Linked DNA regions of Homo sapiens: region 1 is linked to region 2. The links are chromatin contacts, found by Hi-C in ENCODE. All regions are on one chromosome and are shown on one strand. Each heading gives the region's core, a stretch centred on a gene start or an enhancer-like site at or near the end of the contact. The rest is flanking DNA. Distances are from core to core; before and after follow the strand shown.

Region 1 (3,218 bases), core at 660-3,159, 1.1 Mb before region 2:
TTCACCATCTTGGCCAGGCTGGTCTTAAACTCCTGACCTCATGATCCACCTGCCTCGGCCTCCCAGAGTGCTGGGATTACAGGCGTGATCCACCGCGCCCGGCCGAAGCTTGTTAGATTTAAACTTTCCCCTGCAAGGCACGTCAGTGGTAAACCACCTAACGTGGTGGGGAAAGCCCGGAAGAGTTGAGAAGCCTCTCTACCCTCCTTTCTCCTTCGAGGTAGAGGCATCTTAACTCCCTAGCTCCTGCATTGTTACTAAGAGACCTGCAGCTAAACAAATGGTGCAAATCTTGGCCTAAAAGGAGCCAAAATTGTCACCTTAGACTGCATTTACCATCCTGCTAGCAATATGTAGTGAAAGACCACCTGCCTTCATCCTCTTGTAAATCCCAGTAATACTCTGTTTCTACCACTCACATGACATCCATTAAGTAATTGCTTTCGTTCCTTTACTAGACTGAAAGGGACCTTCATTTAAGGTCAGAGATCTTTTCTAACACAATTTGGTAGTCCTTGCCTACCATGGAAAGCCACACATATATTGCTGGTGCTTAACAAATGCTTGCTGAGCAAATGTTTAAAAGGCCAGGTAGGGCGTGCCACTGAAAATCTCTAAAAATTCTCTTTGGATTGTCTGTAATACTGATCAGGTTGGAACAACAATTCAAAGTTATGCTGTCAGAGGCTGAACGATTTCCTTGTCATTAGGACAATCAATTTTGTAATTTACCCTTAGTCTACACAGCAAGTAAATTGTAGTACTTGCATTTTTGGTTTCAATGATGTATATATAGAACCATGATGAATGGAATTATAGTCAAGTTCTGGTAATTTTAATGTATCGTCTCAGTTGTGGGTAGGGATAAGGTAGGGTCATTCATTAAATAACCATTCATTGATTAACATGTGTGAGGTGTGATTTTATGATTTTTATGAGGAAATAAACAAAAAAAAATGTGTTTTTTTGCTTGTAAGTAGTTCTCAACTTGTTAGGGGAGATAGATGCATGAGAAGTAGTTACAATCTCTAATGTGTTAAGTAAGAGAGAGGTAAGGAAGGGAGGGACAAAGGAGGAACTGATTGATTTGGCTTGGGTGCAGGGAGAGGGGCCTTAAGTATGAGTTGAGAGTCCAGGAGTTCAAGACCAGCCTCGGAAATACAGTGAGACCCCATTCTCTACAAACTAACTAAATAAATAAATATAAAAAATTTTAAGAATTAGCTGGACATGGTGGCGTGTGCCTGTAGTTCCAACTACTTGGGAGGTTGAGGCAGAAGGATTGCCTGATCCTGGGAGGTCCAGGTTACAGTGAGCACTGCACTCCAGCCTAGGCAACAGAGTAAGACATTGCCTCAAAAAAAAAAAAAAGAAAATAAAAGAAAAAAAAGTATCAGTAGAGAGTGGTAGGCAATGAGTGCCAATGAGACTGGAGTGGTGACATTCCAAGCATAGAAAAGAGACTGTGCAGAGCACAGAGGAAGATGTGGAGATCCCTGAGTAGTGTGCCTGGAGTATGAGATACAAGGGCCAGGGGACAACTGGAGATGAGGATGGACAAGGGCTGGGTGGAGACTCTGTGGGGGCTCTTAACCTTCTGTAGATTAGTTTTTTTTTTTTGTAGGTACCGGTGTTTTTGAGAGTGAAAGCAGGTCCTGACTACTGGTTTGTTTTATAGTAAATATCTCAATCCAGATCTCAGGTCTAGCTGAGGCAGGAGCCTTGGGCAAATAGTAAACAGGGACTGGAATTGGTCACAGGAGCTGTGTCATCACCCTTGCTCTTCAAATTATAAAGGAAGCCTAAACACACAAACTCCAGTGTGGGCCGGGCTGACTGCCAGATGTGCACAGGATCATTGTACAAAGTGGCAAGATTCTCTTGGATATTGGTTTATCTATTTGCTTAGAATGAAGAGAAATAAGGGTGAACTTGAAGTTTTTCTTGTTATCGTATTTTGACTTGCAAATCTGAGTAAAACTGATGGTGCAATCTCCTTTCTATGTGGGGCTGACCTCAGAAGAGTAGTGGCTTGTAGTGTAAATAAAATAGGAGCAACAGCAAACAATTAAAATACTGAATCCAGGTCACCTAGCACTCGGTGGGGTAAGGACTACTCAGACCCAGCACTTGTATAACCCGTATAACTGGATTTACATGTTCTGGCCCCCTATTCAATGTCTGACAAGCAGTTTTAATAAAAAAAAAAAAAACTTTACATTTTTATATACCTAGTAGCATTGTTAATCCTGTTTGTTTCTCAATTCAGTAACAAACAGGATAAATAACAAATATTTATCAAATACCTTCTATGTGCTAGGTTAAATTTTAGGAAAGCTTAAAATCACCTTCTCCAAGGTGATTTTCCCAGCTCATTTCCAAAAAAACACTTGCCACAGAGACTTCAGAGTCTTTGAGTGAAAACTTTGTCATTAATTGATTAATTTTATTCATTCAATAGAGATTTATTCTGGACACTTACAAAGTACCAGGCATGATGTTAGGCACTGGCACTGGGAGTTTGGTGCTGAACACTGCAGGCCCTATCCTTGTCTTCGTGGAGTTTCCATGCTAGGGGGATATTGACAAATAATAATAGCATTGCAGTGTAGCATGATAAATCATTTGAACGAGTAAATATAAGGTGCTTTGGGAGAGTGAGCAGGGGTTGCCTAACCCAGACTTAGAGGAAAGGCTTCTGGGAGAATGTCATATGTAAGCAGAGACTTGATGAAGAGCAAGAGTGGGTCAAAGGATGGAAAAGGGGGAGGATGGGTTAGGATTGGGGTGGGAGGCATCACAGGCATTCACAAGGTCATGTGCCAGAGCCCACTGTGTGCGTGTGGTGGTCCAGGGTGGGAGGTGTTGGGAGGGAATAAAAGCAATTTAGCTTGGCTATAGTGTGGAGTGTGAGGTGGAAGTAGAGAAATGGGGCTGGAGCATTGCACAGATCCTGAACATACTTTGAGCTCCGTAAAGGTGTTTGGAATTTATCCTAATGCCAATAGGAGACTGACTTTCCTAGAACGATCTCTGTAGCTGGTGTGTGAAGGATGGATGGGGTGAGGCAAACTGGAAGACAGGTAGACCAGTTAGGAAGTTTCCACAGTAATCCGGTGGGGAGATAATAGTAGCCCTAATTAGGGGAGTGGCTGTAGGAATGCGGAAAGTGGCTGGAGTCCAGAGCTCTTTAGGAGGTGGATTTCAGATTGGACTTG
Region 2 (3,274 bases), core at 734-3,233:
GACTTGTATCCGTACCATGTGACTCCACTCCTGACCACAGTGCATTGGATCAGCTGGGCAAATAAGATTCTCCCTCTAGGAATTTTGGCATATAGATATAGCAACCCCAGTAAGTTTAGACTATTACCAGAGATGATGAAAATTGTCATATCTTAGTACAAAATGGTGTCATTCTTCAGAGAAAAATTATTCAGACCTAAAGATGAGAGAGCCTGAGCAAGTTAAGGAGAAGGAGGAAGAAAGAAAGAGAGAGACAGAAACAGGGACAGAGACTGAGGATGAATATTATGAGAGAGAGCCTAGATTACTAGTCGCTTTCCATTTCCTGGTTCTAAACCCACTGCTGAAATATGTTTAGCTTCTGGATTCACCCAGAATAAAAGTGCAAATGAATTGCACATTCAAAGCTCCCTCTTATGGACCAGTTCTGGCTAATATTAAATTACATCTTTAATGGGCCTTCCTCCTTCAACCCTACATTCCCAACATTCATAATTTTTTCCTCTGCTTTAGTAATTTTTCAACAAGTCATTTCCTACTTATCTGTAAAGATCTGGATCAAATATCACCTCCTCTGTGAAGTTTTATCAAATTCTGTTAGGCAAAGTTAGTCATTGCTGCACCTGTGTTTTCACAGTACTTTCCACATTCCCGAATTATAACTATTTGCTTATGAAACTCCCATCCATCAAACTAGAAGGACTTGTGGGTTCTTGAATCTCCAGCATCTAGCAGTTTCTGGCACACAGTGGGCTCTCAATAAATGTTTATTAAGTGAATGAATCGATGCAGCAATTACTTCCTCTATGATGTTTTAAAACAACAAGACACTCCCAAAATCCTGTGTCTGTCCTCAATCTTTTGAAGGGAACTTTCCCTTTATAAGCAACTATTAGCTTTCTTGCTCTCCATCCATACTTCTCTTGAGGCAGGCTCATTCTAGAACACTTACTATTCTATAACTCATATATTTTTCATAAGAAGTGACTCAATCCTGCTTATAGCTAGGGTTCATTAGCAAATGAGGCTTTCACACTGCAAATATCACTCCTAGAGTGAGTTTACACTTAGAGAAGACATACAGAAAAATTAATTGAAGAGCTTCAGAAATTACTATAATTTGGATTTATTCACAGGAGTTAGCCTACTTTACTGTTCAACGTAGAAAGATATGTTAGTTATACCATGAAACATCAAACTGATTTGAAGAAAAGTATAAATTATAATACAGAATTTTTTAAAGGCCTAAATAAGCCTATAGCATATCAGAGCAGCAAGTGAAACGACTCAGATATCCTAAGTCTCAGCAATGCTCTTTATCACTTTGGAATCCAAATTTCCAGTTTCACTATTGTGATTTCAGAGGGTAGCTACATAACTAAAACTCATATGCAGCACATGTAGCTACAGGGCTTCTGCTGTCTTCTTGTTTCAAAGAGGCATGAGCTGTTGGCTCACCAGATTTTTAAATATCTATTGAGGGAAACAGAGAAACAAAGCAAAGGGATTTTTTTTAACTGCATGTATATGTGTGTCTGTCTGTTTCTCTACTGTGTGGGTGTGTGTATGTATGCAAAATTATATGACATTATATACAAGTATATATCCACAATAATATATATGTATGTGTATGTATATGTGTATATGTATATAAGTCTGAAAGTGTTTTTTTTTATTTTTTCCTCCAACCCTTCATAAGGTGAAGTTTCATCAAATCACATCATGTGACTCTCCAGGAACCTCACTGAACGGGTCTGACTCATCGTCTGGGAATTTTAAATAGGCATGTGCTTCCATGAGAGTTAATACTTAAAAATACACGTACACACAAACTGGCAGTGAAAGAGAGAAAAAAAAAAACAAAACAAGTGAAACTTTTGCTTGGCACAAACGCTCAGGTCAGACACTGGCCACTCAATATTTCACAGTTAATTACCAGGTGGAGTTACCTTTAGAGTGAAGGTGGTGGCTCCGTGCTCAGGGGGCAGAGGCAGTAAATCTATATTTATATCATTAAGTCAGCCAGGTTGGATTAAGCAGTGAAAGGGACTGCCCCTGAAATCGCTGACCCTGATTCCCCTCTGTGATATAAAATTTTCCTGAGAACCGAGGGCTGTGTCTGCCCACTAGTGGTCAGGTGGCAGAGCTGGTGGGACCCAGACATTCCCTAGAGGATTTTATGCCAAGTTCTATCTGGATCAGTTGGGAATTGGCCCTGGCCACCCAGTCTGCTTTTTAAAAAGCATTTCGAGATCTATCAACTCAGCCCCATGAGATAAGTCAGTAAGAATAACACAGGCTATGTCAATCTTGAGGGAAGGTTTCTGTTTGCGATAGTTACCTTAAACTCTTATTAATGACGAGTAACTGCACTAGGAACTAACATTTCTAATCTATTACCAAAAGATCACCTGAGTCAGTAACACTCAGTAAAGACTAATCACTTTTTTCTTTCTCTTCCCAGACCTTCATAGAATACCACAACGACGTTTTTCTATTTGAAAACTACGAAATGTTCTTCCATTGTTAAAAGAATTAATTTGGAAAACTTTAAGTTAGAATTAAAAGTCTTTTACTCAATTGGCCCCAAACTATAATTTCCTCTTTATCTTTATTAAGTTCCTAAATGAAATCTGTATTCTAGCTAAACTCAAACACTATTGTTAGCTGACTTTTCAGTTTTTCCTCCATGCTTTACTCATGACTGCCTACTTGAAGCACTCACCATGTTCTAATACCTACCCACCTACCTACTTACCTATACAAATATTACCCTTGATTCAAAGCCAAATCCTACATCATCAAACTCTGAAATGCCTGAGATTAGCATGTACTAAGTATATGAAACTTCCTATAGCCTCCTTTCATTGCCATATTTGTATCTCAAGCAATAACTTAGATATATGTCATCTCTACAGGAATTATGTCATATACTCCTTTTAACCCTTATAATGTCCGGTAAAGTTTTTTGTTGTTGTTGTTGTTTTTATTTGTTTCTGGTTTTTACCTTGGAAAAGGGTGTCCACAAATATTTGTTGAAAGTAAAACACAGAGATAAATCTGTGATTAAATTTATCAGTCAAGACTCAAATCCAACACAGTTTTATTGTGGTCCAACGTAATAGCACCAATAACAAAGCTACCCCTCCATGGGTTTAGTTTTCTCTATAACTCCTAGGAACATTAATCTTGCATTGTGGGTAGAAAAAGGCTGTTGGGTGGCGTATTGACTCCCTGATAAAGTATAAATTTTCTTCAACCTTCACATGAGTGT

What was found. Hi-C counts contacts between places; a loop is a spot of excess contacts on that map. Pooled maps may share reads with other maps.
Region 1: a map of endothelial cell of umbilical vein shows a loop between it and region 2 (5-fold over the local background). The contact joins two enhancer-like sites. A Hi-C loop is called at or near these places in 4 of 168 maps with a recorded cell type or tissue (Calu3, MCF 10A, PC-9 and 1 more) and 3 of 50 pooled maps.

What each region holds. Positions count from the first base shown.
Region 1 is chr6:21,736,902-21,740,119 of GRCh38, forward strand. The region is part of intron 2 of CASC15 (cancer susceptibility 15); the gene reads left to right. Among named protein-coding and RNA genes, the nearest start is that of CASC15, 72 kb to the left of the region's middle. RefSeq lists an enhancer at 1,903-2,825. Within about 2 kb of position 1,910, at least 7 of the 41 ENCODE cell types and tissues checked have a DNase peak (open chromatin) inside an H3K27ac peak, as active enhancers do; they include PC-9, where a contact is called at or near this core.
Region 2 is chr6:22,826,513-22,829,786 of GRCh38, forward strand. No RefSeq gene overlaps it. Among named protein-coding and RNA genes, the nearest start is that of LINC03005, 110 kb to the left of the region's middle. Within about 2 kb of position 1,984, at least 15 of the 41 ENCODE cell types and tissues checked have a DNase peak (open chromatin) inside an H3K27ac peak, as active enhancers do; they include PC-9, where a contact is called at or near this core.